3 separate regions of the Homo sapiens genome follow, and regions 1 and 2 are each linked to region 3. The links are chromatin loops, found by intact Hi-C in ENCODE. Cell type or tissue: heart left ventricle. All regions are shown on one strand. Region 1 overlaps RNF220 (ring finger protein 220). Region 2 overlaps RNF220 (ring finger protein 220). Region 3 overlaps RNF220 (ring finger protein 220).

What was found. A loop is a pair of places that touch in the nucleus more often than their neighbours do. Peaks named below come from ENCODE experiments on the same cell type or tissue, not always from the same donor. Only the 100,000 strongest peaks of a DNase experiment are listed, where the experiment ranks them.
Region 1: a loop joins it to region 3, with 3 times the contacts of the local background. A loop is called at or near these places in 12 of 110 quality-filtered maps.
Region 2: it touches region 3 in a loop (4-fold over the local background); 22 of 110 quality-filtered maps call a loop at or near these places.

What each region holds. Positions count from the first base shown.
Region 1 is chr1:44,591,496-44,599,495 of GRCh38, forward strand. The region is part of intron 2 of RNF220 (ring finger protein 220); the gene reads left to right. Among named protein-coding and RNA genes, the nearest start is that of MIR5584, 50 kb to the left of the region's middle. RefSeq lists a silencer at 3,748-3,919. In heart left ventricle, no CTCF peak of the experiment used is centred here; a DNase peak (open chromatin) is centred at 3,826; H3K27me3 peaks cover 415 bases.
Region 2 is chr1:44,419,943-44,427,942 of GRCh38, forward strand. The region is part of intron 2 of RNF220 (ring finger protein 220); the gene reads left to right. Among named protein-coding and RNA genes, the nearest start is that of RNF220, 19 kb to the left of the region's middle. In heart left ventricle, no CTCF peak of the experiment used is centred here; no DNase peak of the experiment used is centred here; H3K4me3 peaks cover 278 bases; H3K27ac peaks cover 1,646 bases; H3K27me3 peaks cover 2,462 bases.
Region 3 is chr1:44,495,997-44,503,996 of GRCh38, forward strand. All of the region lies in intron 2 of RNF220 (ring finger protein 220), which reads left to right. Among named protein-coding and RNA genes, the nearest start is that of MIR5584, 45 kb to the right of the region's middle. RefSeq lists an enhancer at 282-782. In heart left ventricle, a CTCF peak has its summit at 4,855 (motif pointing left); DNase peaks (open chromatin) are centred at 698, 4,925 and 5,725; H3K4me3 peaks cover 316 bases; H3K27me3 peaks cover 513 bases.

The sequences.
Region 1 (8,000 bases), 95 kb after region 3:
AGTGAGGTCAGTAATTCCAGCTACGTCCGCCATGTCTAAGGATCCAACTGCCTTGTGCTGGGCCAGTCCCTGGCTTATTAGGGTGTGGTTAGAGGCATGGCCAGAGCGTGAACTTCTGCAAAGGAATATTCTAGTCACAAGCCACAATTTCCTGTCTAAATATTGAGGGGGCAACAACATGGTCTATAAGTCCTCCCGGCTCTGAAATGCCCGCAGAAAGAAGGCCCATGGGAGGCCCCACTCACCTTTAGAGCCTGGACCCTCTCACTCCTCTGTCCTCCTCCTCCTCCAGCCATACTAGTCCTGCTGGGCTGCCTCTGGGCCTTTGTCTTAATTTTCACTCCACTCTTCCTTCTCTTGCCATCTGACACTCCAGACTTCTCTCCTCCAGGAAGCCCTCTCCACCTCCGAGCCCTGACCTCCTCCTCCTCCTCCTTACTCCTCACTTCATCCTCACAGTGGTATCTTAGGTGCTCAAGCCGTCCCCCATCCTGTGAGCTTCTGAGCCTGGGCCTCACTCCTTACTCCACACCCCCAGAGGACTGGCCCACAATCTTTGAGGGTGTTCCAGGACTAAGTTTGGAAAAGGACATGATAAAAATGAAAGGAATGAGAGAAGAAGGAAGGGAGAAACAGACCAACAGACAGAGAGAGAGAGGGCGAGGGAAGGCTCTGCCTCAAGCCAACCCAGCCTCAGTCGTGGTATACTTCCCCGAATTCCTTCCCGCAGCACCACTCTGTGCTTAGAACCAAGAGCTAGGAGAGCAAGGGAGCCTGGGACTGGCACTTTTCAGCTAGGGGGAGCTGGTGGTGGCAGGGCAGAGAGGCCCATTGCGCAGCTGGTAACAGGCTGTGCCTGGCCAGGCCTCCCAGCTGCCCCTCTGTCTCAGGCCCTTATTGCACACAACATCCAGCCCAGCCCCCTACGCAGCTGCCTTCCTCATGACACAGCCCTGTGTTGTCCTGTTGGCCACTGACCACTGTGCCTGGGGAAGGGCCAGGCCTTCCTGGGAGGAGGAACTCGAGAGCCTGTGGGCTCCCAGGTTGGCAGCCCCCGCCCTCTGCACTCCCAGGCCCATACCTGCTCTGTGATTCCCCGCTTGGGGCAGGAAGGCATGCTGAGAGCCACTCTGCAAGTCCCTGTGCTTCAGGTGGTACACGCTCCTCTCATTCATTTGTTAAAGCAAGGTGGGGGTGAGTATTATCATCCTCAGTCTCTAGGTGGGGAAAAGAAGACTCGGATGGGTTACAGCAGTTGCCCAAAGACACATGGCTAGCCATGCTTCCAGGTGCTTTCAAGACCAGGTCTCCCCGAGGCCAAAGCTCATGTTCTGCCCTCCCAGCTCTTTGCCTAACTCCTGTTCCCTATGACAGCCCAGCCCTGGCCCTCGCATTCTGCCTACAATGGAGCCACCAGGATAGGACGCAGGGAGTGGGAGTAGAGGGGGATGCCATGTGGAGAGAAATGAGGATATAAGCTTGAGGAGAGAGGAAGGAGTTTTTGATGGGGGGGATGGGCCCAGAGCTGCCATGGTGTCTCTACAGCTCTCTCTTTTGGTCACAGAAGCCCAGCAGGCAGACACAGAACAGATCCAGGAGCAGACCATACCCAATCTTCTCTCCCAACACAGGCCCAAGCCTGAGCCAGCCCACAGGGACCCACCAGTTTGTTTGGCAAAGCCCTTTTCCCTGTTCCATCCCATGCCCTAGACCCGCAGAGGGCAGCAAGAGATGAGACCCACTGTCCTATCACAGTCCTGATAAGGATTTCTTTGACCAGATGTTTTCAGTGTAGGAGTCAGAACACAGCATCGGACTATTAGGAGCCCAAAGTTTCATTTTTAAGCTTTCGACCAACATGACCTCAGGCAACTTTTACCTTTCCCTATCTAAAGAAATTTTTCATATCTAAAGTGCTAAATATCACAAGATATCAATAATAATAACAGGCCAGGGTGGTGCCTCATGTCTGTAATCCCAGCATTTTGGGAGGCCAAGGCAAGAGGATCGCTTGAGCCCAAGAGTTGAAGACCAGCCTGGGCAACATAGTGAGAGCCTGTTTCTACAAAAAATAAAAACTACCTGGGCATGGTGGCACAGGCCTGTATCCCAGCTCCTCAGGAGGCTGAGGTAAGATGATCATCTGAGCTCAAGAGTTCGAGGGTTCAGTGAGCTAGGATCGCCACTGCACCAGCCTGGGTGACAGAGTGAGACCCTGTCTCAAAAAAATTTTTAAATGATATAAAATAAAATAATTGCACTCTTAAAAATCACAAAATATGAGACTTAAAAGGGATAAACTCTTGGCCGGGCATGGTGGCTCACGCCTATAATCCCAGCACTTTGGGAGGCCAAGGCGTGGGTGGATCATTTGAGGTCAGGAGTTCAAGACCAGCCTGGCCAACATGGTGAAACCCTGACTCTACTAAAAATACAAAAATTAGCCGGGCATGGTGGTGGGCACCTGTAATCCCAGCTACTTGGGAGGCTGAGGCAGGAGAATCGCTTGAGCCTGGGAGGCGGAGGTTGCAGTGAGCTGAGATGGCACCACTGTACTCCAGCCTGGGTGACAGAGTGAGACCCCATCTCAAAAGAAAAAAAAAAAAGGGATAAACTCTTATAGTCCAGCTTGAATAACAACCTACCACCCCTGCAGGAATCCGCTTCTGCACTACCCAGAAGGGCCAGGCAGTGGACAGAAAAAGAAAAGTGAAAGGCCCCCAAGAGAAACTTTGATTTGAAAAGAAAAGCCCTGGAGGGCGCTTTGCCTCCCCCCCTCCCTCCTTGTTACTTCATTCCCTCCTCCTCCTTTCACTCCCTCCATCCTACCCCCTTCACCTGCACTTGGGACTGGGCTAATGGACATGCTTCCTCCCAGCCTTCCCCACGTCCCAGGAAGTGGAGCCCATCGGGCAGAGCAGAGCCGTACGGGGTAAGGCAGAGACAGAACTTTCCCCAACAGAAATGGCCTTGCAGGGAGAGTCTGGGAGAGCAGGGAGAGCCTGTTCTCAACTAGACTGCCAAATTGCTCTTTTCCTTTGTCTGGAGCAATGCCTGAGCTCCCTTGCTGAGTTCTGTAAGAGCCTGATCCAGGCATGTGTCCCCAGACCCTATTGCCCCACCGCCCTGGCTCAGGCTGGTATCCAGAAGAAGGTATGGCAGAGGACCAGGAAGGTTATCAGAGAGGCTAAGGGGGCATTCGGTCTTGGGACAGGACTGAAGCAATCAATAGCCCATTGGGAACTGGGGTTAATTTGGGGAATTTGGATTGGATTGGATTGAAGTTTAGGACTTGGGCTAGGAGGTAGGGCTGGGTTGGTTCAAAGTACTGGAGTTAGGTTTAGGTTCAGAGCTTCTCTAGAAACTGCCCAACTCATGCTGGTCTAGCTAAGCCCATCTCCAAAAAAAGAGGGGGCTCTACCCTTGGCCTCTGATTCGGGGCTTTATTTAAAGACATAGGAGTGAGGGTGAAGATTGGCTTTGGAAGACAGCAGAGCCAGTGCCTCCCCACTATGGAGCCGTTTAGTTAGGACCTTGCCACTCAAAGAGCATCCACAGACCCGCAGCACTGGTCTCACCTAGGAGCTTGGTAGAAATGCAAAATCTAGGATCCACTCTAGAGCTGCTGAATCAGAATCTGCGTTTTAGATTAACCTCCAAGTGTTCCATGGACACTTAAAGAAAGTGTGAGAAGCCTGGTGAAGGCTCTGAGTGAAGGAAGGCCCGAGGTAGGGGTGGGAGGCCAAAGGGCACCCAACACCTCGGCCGGCTCCGGGGCCCCTGCCTAACACCCCCTCCCAGTGCTGGAGCCACAGCGACACCTACTGGCCACGGACACCTAGGCCACCCCCTCCAGGACGCCCGGGCCCTGTGGTCCATCTGGCCCAGCCAGTCCTGCACCCTGAAGCTGGCATTCCTGAGTTCTGGGAATCTGGCTCCCCGGGACAGACTAGGGGAGCAGGTACAGGATGGGCCAGGGCTCAGTGCACAGCAGGGTTGTGTGCAGGCTGGGGCTCTGGGGCCTCAGTGTGAAGAAGACAGGATCAGTAAGCAGGTGTTTTCTCAGGGACATGATGCTCAGATCACATCCCCAGCCCTGGCATTCTCTCCAGACTCAGCAATACTGAGCACGTGTTTGTCTGCTCTCTTCACTGAAACCCTCAGCCAGAATGGACAGGGTACAGCTTTCCATTCCAACCAGCATCAAGCAGATGCCCTGTGAGGAACAGAGATTTTTATTTTACTTTTTATTTTATTATTTTATTTTTATTTATTTTTTATTTTTTGAGATGGAGTCTCGCTCTGTCGCCCAGGCTGGAGTGCAGTGGCGCAATCTCAGCTCACTGCAAGCTCCACCTCCCGGGTTCACGCCATCCTCCCACCTCAGCCTCCCGAGTAGCTGGGACTACAGGCGCCCGCCACCACGCCCGGCTAATTTTTTTGTATTTTTAGTAGAGACGGGGTTTTGCCGTGTTAGCCAGGATGGTCTCGATCTCCTGACCTCATGATCCGCCCATCTCAGCCTCCCAAAGTGCTGGGATTACGGGCGTGCGCCGCCATGCCTGGCCGATGAGCAAAGATTTTTGAACCTATGTCTAAATGACTCTTCTGGAAATGGACTTTTAGGAAGGACAACAACTAAAAAGCAACTCAAGGAAGGGGAGCAGGTAGGATATTTCTGGGATATTTCCACTGTAGTGGTTTCTGGAGACTCCCATGAAAGAATTCTAAGTCAAAAGGGGAGACTGAGGCCAAAGGGCAGAGAAGTAAAAAGACAGAGAAGGGGCTGGGTGCGGTGGCTCATGCCTGTAATCCCAGCACTTTGGGAGGCTGAGGCAGGTGGATCACCTGAGGTCAGGAGTCAGAGACCAGCCTGGCCAATATGGTGAAACCCTGTCTCTACTAAAAATACAATAATTAGCTGGGTGTGGTGGCAGGTACCTGTAATCCCAGCTACTCGGGAGGCTGAGGCAGGAGAATCACTTGAACTCGAGAGGCGGAGGTGGCAGTGAGCCCTCGTGCCATTGCACTCCAACCTGGGGGACAAGAGCAAGATTCTGTCTCCAAAAAAAAAAAAATAGTACAGTGCTTTGCACAGAGTAAGCATTTGATTAGTGTTACCACTTCCCTCAGTCACAAAAAAAATAAATAAAGGAAAAACGATAGGGAAGGAAGCCGACCCACTTCCAAGGCAAGGCTCAGCTGACCCATCCCAAGGGACCTGGCTGGCCCAGGGAGGAGAGAAGGGCCTCTTTCTAGGCAGCAGTGAGCCTCCCCTCCCATCATTCCCAAATGCCAGTTATTGCTGGATCCCTTCCCTCTAGTCCGCTCTCAACTATGAGGAGTTTGCCCAAGAACTAAATGAATGTGATTGCCCACCAGTGTTTGCCATTAGTGGTGATTAGTTAAAACATCAGAGTCTAAACAGTCAATTGGTTCTAATAATTAATACTATGGCTCAGCTGTGATTGAGAGAGAACAAGCGAGTGGGAGAGAGGAAGGGAGGAGGATAAGGGACATGGAAAAAGAAGAGAGAAAGGGATTGGCAGAGGAGCTGCAGCTCTGTAGCTACCATTTCCTGACCCACATGCCAGATGCTGTGCTATAGAGTGCATCCAGCTCCAAATTCTGTGCTCTTTCGAGACATTTTATGTAAGTTATACCACCAAGGTATCCTAATCACCCTGTTAGGCAAGTATAATTATTATCTTCTTTTTATAGGTAAGACAAAGGAGGCACAGGAAGGTAAAAGCTAGCAGATGCTCCGTAATAATTTGGTGAATGAATGGATAAATAAATGAATGAAGTAGCCAGAAGTGAAATTCAAACCCAGGTTAGCATGGCTCCAAAAACTTTGGGGGGAAAAGGGGCAAGGAGGGGAGAATTTGAAGAGACAAAGGAAAACAAGACAGAAAACGTACATCCTTCTCTGTCTCAACATACATACACGCCCTTCTCTCTCTCTCTCTCATGCACACACACACACACACACACACACACACACACACACACACACGAACCTCCCTCACCTCCCTCTCTCACGCTGTGCCCCTCCCTCCCATCCACACCTCTCACGTTCTTTTCATACACAACATGTCTGTTATGCACCCCTTTCTCTCATCTCCCCTCACACACCCACTCTTGCACACACACCGTTTCTCACGAATGTCTCCCAGATGGCTCCGGCACACACGCACCTCTCTGTCTCATAGAAGCCTCTCACATGCACATATTCACCCCTCTCTCAGCCACACTTTTTTATTTCTCCTTGCACACTTCTTGGTCTTTCTCACTCTTACATGGACCTCTTTCTCTCATGTACACGCCTCCTCTTCCCGGCGCCCTTGTCTGTCTTCCTCAGTGCGCTATCTCCAGTCTCAAAGACAGTTTGGGAAATGAAATAAACATACACCCGTCTACCTCCTTCACATACAACCCCCCACTGTCTCCTCACACCCCACCCCACCCACCTCTCTCTCTCTCTCTCTCTCGTTCTCTCTCGAACACAGGTGTACACTTTGGGACATATCCTGAAACCAGCCCCCTCATGCCCCCTGCCCGCCCCCTCCAAGAGTCAGGCCTCCAGATGTGCTCTCTCTGGCTAGGCTTGCTAATCTTTGAACTGTCCCCAGATCTTGAATGGTCATGTGGACTTTCCTGCCTGGTGATGGGGAGGGGGAAACAGGGAGGGGGCTAAGCCCAGAGTCCTCAGTTATTCTGGAGCAGGTTCAGCTCCTCCCCACCCCTCCCCAGGTCATGAGCAGCAGCAGGAGCTGCAAGCGAGCAAGATGGCTGTGTGTGTATTGCTATTAATCACCCCTCCTGGTCCGCTAACGAGGCTAATGCGGTAAGTGACAATAGCCCATCTTGGTTCCTGATTTAGGGGCTCAGGACGGAAGCTGGGCTCCTGGGAGTGAAGACGTGAATTCTCCACGACACTAAACCTTCAAATAAATCTCCTCCAGTCAGAGAAGCCCAGGGCACTAAATCCCACACGCCGGTAATTGAAACCCTTAGAGCTTTCTTGGGTAGGGAAATTGCTGAGTGAGAGAGAGAAAGCGTGCAGCCCAGGGGTTCCGGGTGGGGCTTGGGCCCACAGAGAGGCCTGCCGAGGGCTCTGGGATAGGGGAGCTGCTGGGGACCCTCTAGGAGCACGTGACTGGCCATATGTCCTGGTGTGCATGTCTGTCAGTGTTTCTAGGCATGGGATTTTGCTGTCTGGTTATGTTCACATGGTCACTGGTCACCCATTTCCCACCAGGTCTATGACCACTTGATATTTTGGTAAGGAGAGCAGTTCTGGAGCTTCTGTATTTCGAGAGCTTCTACCCTTTGACACCCTTAGGGCCTCTGACTCTCACTGACCATGAAGCAAGGCTTCATTTAAGCAAAAGAAGGTTTCGGCATTGCCTCAATTGCCTTCCTTCCCCTATCCCCACCTCTCTCACCCTCACACTTCCCCCACCCCATCTCTCTTTTTTTCCAGACATTCTCCTGCAGGCCTTTCACTCCCATTCACTTAGTCCCTGAATCATTTAACAGTTACTAATACCCACCCTATGCCAGACTGTATGCCTAGGGTCTTGAGTGTTCCAGGATGAATCAGAGAATCTCTCTGCCCTCAAGAAGCTCAGCATCAGCTACTCTGGGCACACTGCCTACGGGGTAGCCCTGCTCCACAAGGAGCAGTAAAAAAATTAAATAAATAAATAAAACAAAGAGCTCAGAATCTCCCAGACAAGACAGATAAATAAATAATTGCAATATTATATGATGTATGCAATAATCGACATATAGACATATGTGGAACATAGCATGAAAAAGAGAGTAGTTAATTATTAGGGAAGGCTTCAAAGAGGAAGCATTGTCTGAGTGTGGTCTTCAAGAATAAATAGGGTCAGGCGCGGTGGCTCACATCTGTAATCCCAGCACTTTGGGAGGCCGAGGTGGACGGACTGCTTGAGCTCAAGAGTTCAAGACCAGCCTGGGCAACATGACAC
Region 2 (8,000 bases), 76 kb before region 3:
CCCACAGCATTACATCCCCTATCGTGGAGTCCACACATACGGATCTGCTTTTGGTGTGTATTTTAGAAAAAAGTTTCCACCTAGATCCTGGCCAAAGTTGCAAACAGTCAAGTGATGTGGAGGTTTTGTAGACACATGTAACCATCTGGCAATTCAGATATGTGGCTGTCAGTTTTCTCTGTGGAATGCGTTCTGGTTTAAGATGACCTAGAAGAAATGAAAGTTGTGTTTTTGCTGGGGAGACATGGTGCTGTGTCCAGTACATTCTGTTAACAGATCTGAAGCTTTAGGAAAATCTGGAGCTATGTGAGTGAAGAAGGAACCTTTTGGTACAGTCTTATGAGAAATCCAGCCCAGTAAGTTTGAGTGTGACTTACCAGGCAAGAGTTGTCTTTTTCCACTGAAATTCAGGCTAGACTTATGGCTTTACATCAATCTTAGTGCAGCAGAGACAGAAAGCTGTAGGGAGGGGGCAAGGGCCAGCCCTGGAGAGACCTTCGCTTTATTTTCAGGTATATGATTCCCATTTAGGTGCCAGCTAATCCTATATTGCTCTCATTTGACCTTGCTTCTGGGGGTTTGATTTAAAGGAAGTCAGAGTGGCCTAGCATAATAAATACCTGTTAGAGGAATAAAAGCTGTATTTGCCCCCTTTGAGCCTCAACTCGAAGGTGTTTCAGATCAAAGGTGGGGAGGCAATGTAACATAGTCACTATGAGTTTGGCCTCTGGAGTTAAGTCCTGACGTGTTAGCTTACTTGCTTTCTGATACTGGGCAGGTTACCTAATCTCTCTGGGCCTCAGTATTCTTGCCTGCAAAATGGGAGTTATACAGACTTAAAGGTTGTTGGGAAGGACTGAATGAGATTAAACACATAGATAATGCTTAGAACAGTTTCTCACACATACTAAGTATTCAATACTTAGTTACTGTTGTTATTTCAAGGACAATCTGGTGGTAAAACCTTCCTTGTTAGAAGCATTGATGTAGCCAAACACAGGGTCATTAACAACTAGCAATGTATGTAGGGTCCTTTCACACACTCATGCCTTATGGCAATGTGGAAAGAGGGAGGGAGAAAGGCTTGAAAGCCCTTTTCTGTGATGGCCAGCTGCTTCTCCTCCCTTCATTATTATCCATCCACCAGGATTAGCCCTGGTGTCCTCCTGACCTCTTTCTCCCTTGTTTTATTTAGAAGCAAGGTAATAGTCGAGTTAGAGAAACTGAGTCTGGGAGTCGGGAGAGGATTTGACTCGGGTTGGATATCTAGGCAGTGGCCCGGGTTAAAAAAGCCAAATCTCATGGTATTTTCTTATTCTGAAATTTTATATTACTGGATATTGTTTGAAATCAATGGGTTATTAGAATTTGTGTGTGATAGAGATTTGGACTACACGTAATGAGATTTGCTGTAATAGTATTTGACTAGTATTAGAATTCACAATCCCTGGGTTTCTCGTGTGTCCTTAGATTTTAAGTTATACAGACAGTTTTACCCTCTTGCCTATGTGAGACAAATCTGTGAACCTTCCCCCATCTGTGTGTGTCACAGTCCCACAGCATGATGGATTGTCTCTGCTTGGGGGAAGCTTAGGACGGGGCTTGAAGGGGCCTTGTAGGTCAGAAGAGAAATACAGCAGCAGGACTGAGATGGGGGGGCTGCCTGGGGAGGGATTAGCAGGGGGAAGGGGAGGGCAGGGTTGGGCGGGGCATAGTGTCTGTGTGCATTCTCCTAGGAGTAAAAGAGGGCTGTCCATTACCCTGAACGCACAAATAAACTCAGTGTTTTTCTCTTTGTAGAGAAAAAGCCCCATGGGACTTGGGAATACCAGAGAATGACTCTGCATGTCAGTGGGAGAGGTGGGGAGTAGGAGGATGGGAGTGGGGAAGACTGACCCTGTGCCTGAGGACCTCGGATTTGAGTCTGTTATTTAAATAGAGTAGCTCATATTTGAAGAGCCTCATGCCCACACATGTTTGTAGCAGAAATAGCTGTTGGCAGCCAATCATCTGATACCTCAGTCTCTATCAACTCCTTCATGGCTCCATTTAAAGGAAGGGTTCAGCTCACCTTTGGAAGTAAAGTGTCACTGAAGGTCATGCAGCACCCAATTCTCCTCCCTCTCTGTCCTCAGCCCTTCCCACATATAGTCACAAAGGTGTGTACTAGGTAGGAAGGGAAATGCTGAATGTTCTTAATTTTTGGTTCTTGAAGGAGAAAGTCTGGGATTTAGGTCCAAATGCCAAAATCATGGTTCAGAAGGAATTCTAGAAAAGGAGCGGAGTCTGAGAGGTCGCTGGAGTGGTAAGGGCAGTGGCGCATGCTCGGCTGAGGAATCAGCAGGACTGCAGTTAGGGCCTAGGCTTCAGCTTCCTTCCTGAGCAGTAAAATTAAAAAAAAAAATCCTTAGAACAACAAAAGTCTGGACGCATGGGCTTCCTTCCTGACAGGCCAACCTGGTGGGGCTTCATTCAGACTGAGCAGCAGTCAAGGCTGATTTACGGGGAAAAGAACCCAGACATGGGTTTAACCCTTTCCTAACCACAGAGATGCTTCATTGCAAATGCTGCCTTCTCCTTCTAACTTACCATCATGGTATGGGGAGATTTTTATTGTCATTTCTTCTTTATTTAAAGTGAGTGCCTGCTGCTGAAGTACCCACTGTCCTCTTCATGAGAAAGCTGAGCCTATGAGAAGTTGAGTGACTTGTAAGAAACTCAAGTCTGTTGCTCATGGCCAGAATAGCTCTCAGGCTCTTGAGGACATTATATTGACTCTGTAGTATTGAATCCATCTTTGATCGTGGGAAGTGCCTCCTGGAGTCTGTACTGGGGTGCTGCTGTGAGCCCCAGTTTTACCTCCATAAGATACTGGTCCCACAGAAGGAATAGTACTGCTTCATCTTAGCTGTTTGTTGGTGGCAGTGGATAAAACTGTCGCAGAGTATGTGAGACATGACTCAGTTGCCATATCATTGGTCAAATGTGATGCACTCATTGGTTTAATCATTCAGCTGTATTTACTGCATACCTACATTGTTCCAGGCACCATGCGAGGTACTGGGAATAGACTGATGTGCAAGATAGATTATAGCCCCTGCCTTACTGGACTTCAAAGTTTAGTTAGCAATTGTAGGATGCTGCGAAAAGTGCTGTCATAGGGGAAATATAACATGCCATGAGACTTAGAAGTTGGAGCATCTAATCTTGTCTAAGAGTCAGGGATAGCTTTCTGGAGCAAGTGACCTTTACGCTGATATCTGAAAATCAAGAAGGAGTTATTTATTCAAAGGAGCTAGGGGTAGCAGTTGGCTTTTTTGGACAAACTGTAGTATCTGAGAGTGGAAGAAAGAACTCCAGAATTGCCAAGGATTGCTCACAGTGAAGTGAGAATAGAATTGTTCCCTGGCAGGGCCTGAGACCTGACCTTGGATGTCTATAGCACTTCATCCTATAACCAGGCATTCTTGAGAATATCCATTTGGTGCTTATGTGGCTCTGAGGCTCATCATCATCTAGGGTCCTGCTTTTAAAGTAACTTTCTAAAGATATGTCACTAGAAAATGCTTTCTGATAACATATGCTATCTTAACCACCAGAGGACCCATGAGCACCCAGAACCATGCTTGGCACAGAGTAGATACTCTGGAAATATTTGCTGAATGAAGGAGGGCCATTGCCCTGCTGATGTTTAGTGAGTTAGATTAAGGGTCCTCATCTTTTTACTAAAGTTCAGGCTTAGCTCTATCCTTTGCCCTACCCGGAAACGTGACAGGTCTCAGGGCCTAGAGTACTCGCTTGGCCGTTAAACTAAGCCACATAGCACCCGGGATTCTTGGCAGAGTTTCTTGGCAAAGTTTCCTCTGGGAGGTGCATTGCTCAGGCTTGACTTTCGCGAGGGAGGTTAGGCATGTAGTGCCAAGAGTATTGAAGAAGGAAAAAAAGAAAGCGAAGCAAACCGTTGTTCTAGCCTGGCACACGTCGGCATGCTAAAAACAGTTCCTTCCAGGCGGGGCCTCTGTACTCCACCATCCCCGCTGTGGTTTTCCTTCCCTGGCCTCTTATCTTCATCATCGCTCTACATCCACGAACATTTCCTGAGCTCCTGTGTGTAGAGCGTTGTGCTCGGTGCTGTTTGCAAGGGAATCAAAGAAGTAGGAGATGATACTTCCTCTTCTTGACAGCCTTATGGTTAAGGTGAGTAGCTAAACTGTATATATGAAAAAGAAATGATAATGTAAAATAACAGACAGTAAGGGCACTAGGATTTCAAGAGAGAGAGAGAGTCATCCCTGAGGCTGGCTTTCCCAGAATGTGATCTAAGGACTGCCTGTTTCAGATCACTTGTGCTGGTGATAGTGGAGGATGGGGACAGGGATGGGGGTGGGGTGAAGAATGTTATTTATAATGCAGATTCCCAGGGCCCACACTAGACTTCATCTTCAGAATCACAAGGAATACAGCCTAAAAACTGTGTATTCAGCAAGTAGCCATCCTAGGTGATTCTTGTTTTCCTTAAGGTTTAGGAATCACTCATCTAGGGTGAAAGTCTCGGGGGAAGGTTTCACCGAGGTGTTTGGCCTTGCAGAAAGGGGAGTGAGGACTAGTGGGGAGGAAAGGAGAGGATGGAAACCCACTGAGGAGTCTGGGCAGGCAGGGGAAGGGTGAAGACCCAGCATCTGCTCACAAACAGTACCTTCCTCATCCAGTCTCCTGTCTTGGGGAGGATCTGTCCACCTGTCCCGGCTCCCCCTCTGCCACTGCTCCTCCTCGGATTGCCTCCCTCTGCCTGTCTTATTGCTGATCAAGTGACTGTATGTGCCCAGACCTCCCCTTCTTGGTGCAATATTATTATGATGAGGTGGCCCAGCGGAGGGTCTGGAGGTGCTTGGCCAGATGTGAGGGAGGCCGGTGTGCGCTGCGGTGCCCCTTGGGCTCCAGCCCGCTTATCTTCTCACTGCTGTTGCTCTGCCGAGAAGGGGCTGGAGAGGGTTTGGTGTGTATGCTTTGCCAGCCTCCTCTGTCCTCTTCCGCAACCCTTGAGCTTTCATTCAAATGCTCATTTGTAAAGAAATAAAAGTTGGAGGGTTAGAGGAATCTGTCAGTGTCAGAATTAGTCACCAACACCTGCAGATTGGCTTTCTGCTTTAAGCTTTAACCCTTCCAGGGGGCAGCTGCCACCGGGTAGAAGGTTCAGTGAGCCGTGACTAGGGGCTTGCTCTGAGAGGTTCAGGGGGTTTTGGGTACCTGCACAGTAGGGGATGCTCTCGTCAACTTTGCTTATGGAGTTGGGGATGGTATTTTTCCCCCAACATAATTCCCCCTTTAAAAACACTCATCACATTAAATTGTAATTATTTGCTTAATTGTGCCTCTCCCATGGGCCCATGTCTGTCTCCCTATGTGACTCCATCTAGCGTGTCCCCTCACGTAGTGCCTAGCTTGGTAAATACTTGTTGTTAAAGTAAATGAACCCAGGATCACTGTTTCTTCTGCTGAGTTTGCAGAGTTGCCAGCTGGCTCTACTCACTTGGACATAGTCTGAAGGGCCACACAGGATCCACCACAACACTGGGCACCTCCTGGCATGTTTACAAGTGGGAGGTGGTGACTAGAAATAGAGGAACGGTTCAGCAATAGGGCAACAGCACAGTCAGAAGCTCTGGGCCTGTCATTTACTAGCCGTGTGATGCTGGGTAAGTCTCTGTTTCTCTGAGCCCCAGCTCCTCATATATAAAATGGGAGATGGTAGATAATCCCTGCCCTACCCTACAGGGTTGCTGAGTAAATAGATAATCCAGATGTGTTTTGTAATCTAAAAGTAACCGTATAAATGCCATACCCTCACATACACATAGGTACATGCAAGATGTCTATCTACGTCTGTCTCAAGAGCAAAATGGTCTTTGGGGGCTAAAATAGTTTATGAAATGCCTGAGTGTTCAACCTAGAGGGAGCCCTCTGACATGCCATTCCCTCCTTGAAGCTGAGCTACAGAAGACAGTCTGTGTTCCCTGAGACCGACCGCAGCACTATTTTTCTAGGTGTTTTGGGGCAAAAGTTACCCAACTCTTGTAGACTTTTTGTGAATGTAAGTTGGCAGGCTGTTTTCTATACAGACATCTCAGCTGAAATTTTATTGGCTAAATCCCCACTGAAAGAAGTTTACCCTTTGCCTTTCTTCTCAGCAAAGCTCGGAGCATCTTTATTTTTCTGTTTCCAGGGCCAGTGACTCTATTCCTATTTTGTGGAGGGAGATGTTTTGGCTCAGAGGCACAGTGCTTTGGCCTGAGGAATGATAGGCAGAATCAAGTCGAAGAGGGCTTTCTGCCCTAGAGATCTTTCCTAGGCTGCAAGAATAGCCATGCTTTATTGGCCAGTATGACAAGATGAAGAGGTCCCTGTCAGATTTGGAAGGGCCTGCCCCTTAGGCAAGATCTTTAGAAGTTAAAGCTGGGCCAGGAGGATTGGAAAGAGCAAGAATTTGAAAAAGGCTTTACTAGGCCAGGTGTGGTGGCTCACGCCTGTAATCCCAGCACTTTGGGAGGCTGACGCAGGAGGATCACCTAAGGTCAGGAGTTCGAGACCAGCCTGGACAACATGGCAAAACCCCATCTCTACTAAAAATACAAAAATTAGTCAGGCATGGTGGCACACACCTGTAATCCCAGCTACCTGGGAGGCTAAGGCAGGAGAATTGCTTGAACTCGAGAGACAGAGGTTGCAGTGAGCCAAGATTGTGCCACTGCACTCCAGCCTGGGTGACACAGCAAGACTCTGTCTCAAAAAAAAAAAAAAAGAAAGAAAGAAAGAAAAAGACTTTACTTGTGCGGTAAACTTCATTGTGTGATTATTTAATAGACCAGTAACAAGCAGATTCATTAACAAGATCTTAATTAACAAGTTCCAGGGTTATTCCTCCAAGTTCCCAGGGGTCCTGTTCTCCTCCCATTTAGTCCCAGAGACTTCCTATCCACCTTAAACTAACCAAGCCAGATGCATTTAAATTCAGTCTTTTTATTGCAAGTGAAATGACTGCAAGCAAAGAGAAGAACATAGTATCACTCCTAATAATAATAGCTGACACTTCAAGCACTTTCTATATGTCAGGCACTATTCTGAGTGCTTTACAGGTAATAATTGATTTAATCCTCATAAAATCCCTACGAGATAGGTGTTATCTCCATTGTACAGATGAAGAAACTGATGCACAGTGTTTAAGCAATATGCCCATTGTCACACAAGCAGGTGTGAGAGAAGAGGTTCAGATCCAGGCAGTCTGACTCCAGAGTCAATGAGAAGGAAGGACACTCCAGGAGAGGGAGACCTATGGGTCAGATTCACGAGGTAACAAGAATAATACTTGTATTTGTTCACTGTGTGCCAGACACTGTTCTGAGCACTTCATATATGTATGTCAGGCTGTCTCCATACTCGAAAAATTGATAGGAGCCTTTTGCAGTGTGGCAGCCCTTAGGCACAATTTATTTTGGCCCACTCACAAGCCCTTTTCACCCTCCCTGCACTGTGAGTTCCTTGAGATGGGAACTGTGTCTTATTCTAAGATCTCTGTTCCTAGTACCCAGTGCGTTGCCTGGAACTTACTAGTTATGATCTAAGAAAAAAAGTTTGTCAAACATACCCTTTGGTGGGATGGGAGAAGATGATTTAGTATCTGCTAACGCCCAATGTGCTTTACAGACATAGTAGTTTAAGAAGAGCTAAATCTGTGAGACGAGACAGATGCACCTACTCTTTCTGTGCCTCCATTTCCTCAGGATAAAGTGGGATGAACACTAGTATCAATCTCTTAGTGGTGTTATAAGGATTAAATGAGTTAATAGAAAATACAAATAAAGTCCTAGGAACAGTGCCTCGCACAAAGTATGCCTTCAATAAATGTTAGCTATAATTAATATGATAAGGGGTTGGGCACAGATTTGAGGTCTCTTAAACCAGGCTCCTCCAACTCTTACCTCTACTCCTAATTGCATTATGGG
Region 3 (8,000 bases):
TTTATATATATGCCTTGCTAAGAAGCTTACACTGAATCCTAAAGACTACGGGAAGCTACTGAAGAGGGGCAGAACATGCTCAGATCTGGGTTTTAGAAGGAGCCGTGTAGCTGCAAAGTGGAGAATAAAGAGTAGCTGAGGGATAGCCCAGGTGATGGGGTGGACAGGGGGACCATCCTCCAAGGTGGAAGGACAAATCAATTTGAAGGGGAGAATGAGCTCAGCTTTTGACAAACTGAATTTCAGGTGCCTATGGGAAATCCCAGTGAAGCTGGGGATACAGAGAGTTTTGTGAGGATGGAAATCAGAGGGATCTGGGCTGATGATAGAGAGTCAGAGTCACTAATATTTATAACTGAAGCTGTGGGAGTGAATGAGATATCTCTGGAAGAGGGATAGACAGGCATGAGAATGAATGAATTCATGAATGAATGAAATGCAAAGCCCTGCTCTGAACAGCTTTGGCTAAAGACCTGAGGAATGATTAATGCTAAGGAAAAAAGGGGAAGACTTAAATTAATGAACCACTGCTCCCTCTCAATCCCATGCTGCAGAGCTGAGTCCAAGGGGAAAAAGCCACATGCCCCGGCGTAGGAAAGGGTGACTTGTCACTTCAGCAGGTCCCACTTTTCACCCCTGCCCTTGGCCACCTCCACAGTGGCATGGTTTTCTAGTCCAGGGTGGTGCTGCTGTGTAGCAGATGCATGTGGTGTGGGCTGATGGCCCAGAGCACAGCTCTTCTCTAGCTCTTCCCCTCCCCCCAGCACTGAAACAGCCTCCCCGTCCTCCTAGCAAGTTGCTAAAATTAAAACTTAATCAAGCCAGCTCACTTGGGGATGTGGAATAATTTTGCAGCTCACCCCAGAGAGCAGGGAACTGCTGGGGCAGACAGTGTGAGAGCTGCGGGCGGCACCTCCACCTTCTTGTGGTCCTCCTCCAAACTCCTGTTGGATGGAAAAACTGTGCTGCCTGCCTCCTGCTGGCTTGGTGATTGCCTCAAAGGTGAAGAGTCCTGGCCTGTAATGTCTCCTCTGTGACACTGGCCTAGGGATGGGGATAGGACCCCTGGGACAGTTTCTTCTCTGGCCAGTTCTGCCATTTTCCCTAGATGCTAAGCAACGGTTACACTAGTGTCCCCTTTCCAATAAATTCTGGGCCTTCAAGCCTAGAATTCCCAAGGCATCTCTAGAGGTCCCGTTAAAACAATGCCATCATGACAGACATATTTGATATGTTTGTCTCATCCTTTCCAGTTGTGCCTACCCTACCCACAGTCCAGATACTTTCATAAGGGTCTTCATGGTTCTTGGCACGTATCTATATGATAATCTCCCCTTCCCTGACACACACACACACACACACACACACAGAGTATTGCATTGTTAATACCTGGTCATTCTGTGCTTAGAGACCAAGGTTTTCCTGTATAAAACAACCCTAGGAGTCTCAACCACCAGTGTGGGATAATATCCTCAAGTCTTGAGGGAACATCAGGTCTCATCAGGGTGTGATCAGCCCACAGTTTGTGCCAGTTCCTTTCATCCGCCTGTGGGTGACAATCCCTTCTTGTCCCATCACCACCATGTGATAATCCTCGCCTCCAGCCTTAATATTGTCTAATTGTATGAGACAATCTGTCCAAACAGGTCTTCCTGTGTTAAGGTCAGACCTCGTGAGTATGTGATCATCCCCATCCCTTTCCTTGGTACATGCAAATCTCTCCATTCCCCCAAGTTCAACAATTCCCCTCATCCCTGGTTCATTTACTAGCCACCTTATTGAGCACCTACTATACTGCTGCAAGCACCCCTTTTCTCGTGTCTCCCCTCTTTCTGCTGGAAGTTGCTTCCTAATTGTTAGGATAAATCTTTCTGCAAAGGTAATTATAATTCTTCTCATCTGAACTCCCGAGGGATCTGGACTGGCGCCAAAGGCAAAGGTGCTTGATACTTGGAAAGCTGCTTGTGCTTCCACGTTAAGCAAAAACCAGTGGGGAAAAGCCTGGCCTGGCCAAGTAGGCTGCTGGCTGGAGCCATGGATCAGCCATGGCCTGGCCCCGACCGAGCTCTGACAGTGGTTGCTTCCGGAGACCCAGGCGTGCCAGAAGGAAAGCAACATTTACTATGGGATATATTTGGTGAGTGGCGAAGGTCCCTATTTCTTTCATTTATAGATTCATCCTTCCAATCTACACTTTTTTCTGGGTTCCTAGAAAAGAAAGAACCATTGGCAGATGTGTGGTGTAACTCCAGAGGTCCACATGCTCTTGATAATACCGTCCTACCCCAAGCTCCAGCACACACAGCCTCACCACCCAATTCTGCCCAAGAGTGTACCAGGACCGATGTCACCAAGCTCTCCATTTGCTTCAGTCACTACACAAGCTCCCTGACTCCCAGGAAGCCTTCGTTCCTGTAGGGCTCTGTATACCCCATTATCTAGTGGTGCTCAACCTTGCTTGCATATTGGAACCACTAAGTAAACTTTCAAAAATACTGATATCCTTGAAGTCCCCCTCCCTGCCAGATCATAAGGAAATTGATTCTGGAGCGCAGGCTCACAACTGGGAGTTTTCATTTTCCTGGTGATCCTAATGTTGTGCAGCCGTGGTTGAGACCTGCTGCCCTCATCTGACCCCATGTCTGACCCCTCAACTGCCACAACCCATCAAAACCCTCTATACCAGGGATTCTCAAACTTACTATCATCAAGTCTTTCAACAGGACTTGTTAAAACATGGATCGCTGGGCCCCACGCCCAGAGTTTCTGATTCGGTAGGTCTAGAGACCCCCAAGGATGCGCATTTCTGAGAAGTTCCCAAGTGGTGCTGATGGTGCTGCTGTTCCAAGGGCCACACTCAGATAATCGTTTTCAATATCCTGCTCATTTGGTTCCTTGACCTTCTCTCCCCCAATAAACTTGTCCTCTATCCCACCTCAGTCACAGACTCTGATATTCATCCCGAAATCTTGTCATTACCAGTAATTATACCCCTTCCTAATAACCAACTTAAACATCCTGCTCTCCAACTGCCAATTTACTCCTGGTAGTGACCCAATTCCAACTCCAATGGGAAGGACTGCACCCTATTGACCCTGCCTGCCTTTCATGTCCCCCACCCCATCTCACCTAACTTCTTTCCTAATGTAGCTTAGATTATCTTCTAGTAATTGTCTCCCTGAATCTCACCATCAGAGCTTCCCTTTCTGCTGGAAGCTCTGATGCACACAAACGTGCAAAAATATTTACCATCTATTTTAAAAGCCTTCCATTTCCCCCTGTAGCTACCTCTCCATTTCTCTGTTCCCCTTTAGGTCACCCCCTCTCCTTTCATTCTCAGGTGAACCCTCACTAGTCAGATTTTTCCCTATCCTTCCTGTGAAATGGCTTTTGTCCAGGTCACTAGTGACCTCCCTATTGCCAAATCCAACAGCCAGTCCTCAGTGCATATCATACTCAATCTGTCACTCCCGTCTTCTAGAAACACTTTCCTCACTCCGCTTCTAGGACACACCCTCTGTTGGTTCTCCTTCTTCCTCACTGCTTGTTCCTCTTGCTGGTTCCTCCTCCTTTCAGTGATGCTAAACTTTGGAGTACCCTTGACTTAGTCCTCAGATTTCCCTTCTCCTTTATCCGCACTACCTTCCCAGGTGATCCCTCCAGGGCTTCATACCAGCTCCATGGTGACTCCCAAATTTATATCTCTAGCCTAGACCTCTCCCCTGAACTACAAATTCACCAACTCCACTGCTTACTGGACATCTCCAATTGGATGTCTAACAGGCAGCTCAAATGTTAAGTCCAAAACTGAACTCCTTATTCTAACTGCACAGGATCAAATGATTATGTCCTTTATCTCTACCCTGCCCGTCAATAGCCACTCCAGTCTTCCAGTTGGATCAGGCCAAAACATTGAAGTTATCCTGGACTCTGGTCTCCCACACCATTCATACTGCCTATCAGCAAATCCTGTTGGTTCCCAAATCTGACAGCTTCTCTCCATCTCTACCACATGACCCTGGACCAAGCCACTACTACTATCTCTCACCTAGACAATTTCAACAGAGTCCTTAGGTTTTCCTGCTTCTACCCTTGTTCCGGCCCTTTTAATACATAAATCAAATTCTGTGACTCCTCTGGCTTGCCATTCGTTCAAAGTAAGATCCAAACCTCTCTACAGGCATGAGAGACCTACCCTCTCTGGCCTCCCTGCCCTCTGGGCTCACAGGCTACACACGCTGCCCTTGGGTCTCCACCTTAGCCTTTTAGTTCCTTAATTAACAGCTTAGAGCCTTTGCTCTTGCAGTTCCCTTGGGCTGGAAGTCTCTTTTCTCAGACGCTCCTTCCTATGTCTAAATTCTGCCTGTATCTGGAGACTTCCCTAACACACCCCCGCTGCCACCCGCATCTCACATACTCCCCACCTGGCACTCTCTGGCTCCTTGTCTTGCTCTCTTTTTCTGGGTGGACTTGTGTCTGAAATATGTATTGATTTGCTGATTGTCTGTCTCACCCACTGGAATGTAAGCGCTGCAAGGAGAACTTTGTTCTGTTCACTGCTGTTTCCCCAATGAGCGTGTATGATAGGTGCTCAATGAGTACTTGTTGAATTAATTAATTAATGGAAGCGTGTTTAGACCTTTCCTCCCCAGCGGCTGCAGCTCTGTACAAGGAGGTGTCCCAGGCTGCCTGTCTCCATTCTCTAATAGCCTCCTGGCCACCACCTGGGCATCCCCCTCCCCAGAGCCTGCCAGACCATTCTAATTGCCGCTGCTGCTGAGGGAGGGAGTCTCTAAAGAGAGAGGAGGGAGGGAGGAGCTCCATCTGGTGTCCAGGAAAATAAGGGAGCCAGCTTTGGTCTGCGGCTCCAGGTCCACCCTGGAGTCCACAACGTGGGGCTCGGGAGCCAGGGGCGAAGCACCCTTCGGGCATAGACGGGCCCTTGGCTCTTCTGTCCTGTCAGAGAGTGGGCCTGGGGGCCCCATAGAGGCCCCTCGATTTGGCCAACTGAGCGGGACCCAGCACAAGGCCTCCAGGCTGCAGAAGGCTGTGGGGGTGGGGGTGGGGGTGGGGGTATCGGGAGACAATAGGAGAGCCCAGAGCCAGCTCTCCCTTTCCACCAGCCCGAGTGACACAGTGACACAAAGGGAGAGTCTTGTGCTTGGGGGAGGGGGTGGGGAGAGCCCTTTGTCCCGCTATTTTCTACATTGCTGGGGGTGGGGAGTGGGAAGGGTGTGGGGGGGTGACCAGCGGCTGTCAGTATGGGGAGGAGTAGAGAGTGGTGCAGAGGCCCTGGAAAGTTTTTGAATTTCAATCAGGTTGGCTTTGAAAGAGTTTGGCTTTTGTTGAAAGAAAGAGAAAGGTTAATGCTAGAGTTGAGGGGGAGGGGGTGGATTCTGCAGATAGAGTCCTGTTTGCAGGCCGGTCAGCTGTGGGACACCCAGGCTGGCAGAAAGGCTGGGGATGGGTGAGCAGAGGAGGAGCAGGCGTCCCATTTCCCTTCCCGGGCCCAGGTGGAGGAAGGCTGGGCAGAGAAGCATGGGGTTATTGGGTGTGGGCAGAACTGGTCAAGAAAGGAAAGCAATGCGGCCAAGCAGGACAATTTCTTTCTTCCTTTTGCATGCCTTACAGAGCCTTTGACTTTTTAAGCCAGGAAAGAATGAAGTTCCCTCCCTCTCTCCCCTCCGTTTCTACTCCACCCAAGCACAGCGGCGGCGGCAGAGCACTTGTCAGGGCTGACTTTGTGACAAGTGCAGGCTTGGTTGGTGCAGGAGAGGGGGGCTGGGTGGCTTGGGACCTCTTAGTGCTCAGGAATCAGCTGTTTTCTCCGCTCTTACCCTCTGCTGACCCTCCTCTGCACTCTAATTGCTCCAAAAAGAAGCATAAAAATGTGGAGCTATTATACTCTTTGAAATAGGCAGCATACTGCTTTCTCAATGTTGGGAGAAAAAGAAGGAGGAGGAAGGGAGCTACAGCCACGCAGCAGGCTAGAGATCTGCAATTCCAAGTTGGGGAGTGGGCACCTGGCATTCCCCAGCTGACTTCACACCACTGAAACACACACACACACACACACACACACACACACACACACACACACACACTTTGTAAGGCTCCTGGCTGCAGTATGATCCTTTGTCTCTCTCTCTCTCTCTCTCTCTCACACACACACACACACACACACACCATACACGCTCACACACACACATACACTTTATGAGGCTCCTGGCTAAGGCTGCCGCATGATCCAGTGTTCTGGGAGTCCCAGTGTATTCTGGGAGTCTACTGGGGCAGTCAGTTCTCTAAATGGCACCACTGTGTGTTCTCAGCTCTAGGGGTTCTACAACCATAAAGATAACTCCAGAACCAATCCCTGAATTCCAGCCTGAAAATATTTGAGAGGAGAAAGATCAGAGGAAGAGGGAAAGAGAATATAAAAATGGGATTATTCTTATTTTGACATGTAATAACCATCTGCATGGTATTAGGCCTCATCTTCCTGGAGCAAATATTCATGCACTAAATAATTTGCTCAGCATTCCTTGTGTTAGACATTGTGCCAGGCCCTAGGAGACACAGAGGAAATAAGAGCTGTCCCTGCCCTGAAGGAGCTTATTCTTAAACAGAAAAGCAAATGGAGAATAAATAATTCTAATCCAATGAGATAATATCACACATGCCACACAATACATTGTAACATACATCACATTTAACTTCATTTGACAAGCGAATACTACAGAAAAACGTGTGAATTATTATTATTATTATTATTAAATTATTATTTTAGAGACAGAGTGCTAACTCAGTCGCCCAGGCTGGTGTGCAGTGATGAGATCGTAACTCACTGCAGCCTTGACTTCCTGTGCTCAAGCGATCCTCCTGCTTCAGCCTCTCCAGTAGCTGGGACTATAGAAGCACGTTGTCATGCCTGACTAATTTTTTCTATTTTTATTTTTGGAGAGATGGGGTCTTGCTGTGTTGCCCAGGCTGCATTTTTTAAGATTTCATTGATATTTTTTACTTTAATGTTGGGTGCATTTGAAGTGTTTACCAAGGGCCAGGCGCAGTGGCTCACACCTATAATCCCAGCACTTTTGGAGGCCTAGATGGGCAGATCATTTGAGGTCAGAAGTTCGAGACCAGTCTGGCCAACATGGTGAAACCCCGTCTCTGCTGAAAATACAAAAATTAGCTGGGTATGGTGGCACATGCCTGTAATCCCAGCTATTTGGGAGGCTGAGGCAGGAGAATCACTTGAACCTGGAAGGCAGAGGTTGCAGTGAACCGAGATTGCGCTACTGCACTCCAGCCTGGGTGACAGAGCCAGATGCTGTCTCAAAAAAAAAAAAAAAAAAAAAAGAAGCGTTTACCAAGGAAAGCATTTTGGAGGTGAAAACGTGTCCCACCAAGCAAAAAGAGGATTGGACTCCAAATGCAGGCCAAGGGAAGAAAGAGGAGAATGTCCATGTGTGCATACATTAGTGTGCTGGGAAGACCTCCATGCCCACACTGCCCTCATCCAATACCACATTAAAAGTATTTTGCTGGTTTACTTGTCCATCTGATTTGCAGCCACATATAATCTCAGACACCCCCTGTTCCGCCCTCTGCCACATCACCTCCCACAGGAGAGAAACAGCTATCCCAGGCCATTCTGTTCCCCTTTCAAGGCCAGATCTGAGGTGAAGAGAAGGCATTGAGAAAGTTAACCCAAGGAAGAATTTTAGGCTAGTGTTTTCAAAGCTTGGACCAACAGCATCAGCATCACCTGGGAATTTAGAAATGCAAATCCTCAGGCGCCACCCTAGGCCTACTGAACTGAAAGCTCTGGGTGTGGGGCCCAGCCATCCGTGGGTTGTTTTTTGTTTTTTTTTTAGACAGAGTCTGCTGTTGGCCAGGCTGGGGTGCAGTGGCACAGTCTCGGCTCACTACAACCTCCACGTCTTGGGTTCAAGCGATTCTCCTGATTCAGCCTCCTGAGTAGCTGGGACTACAGGTGC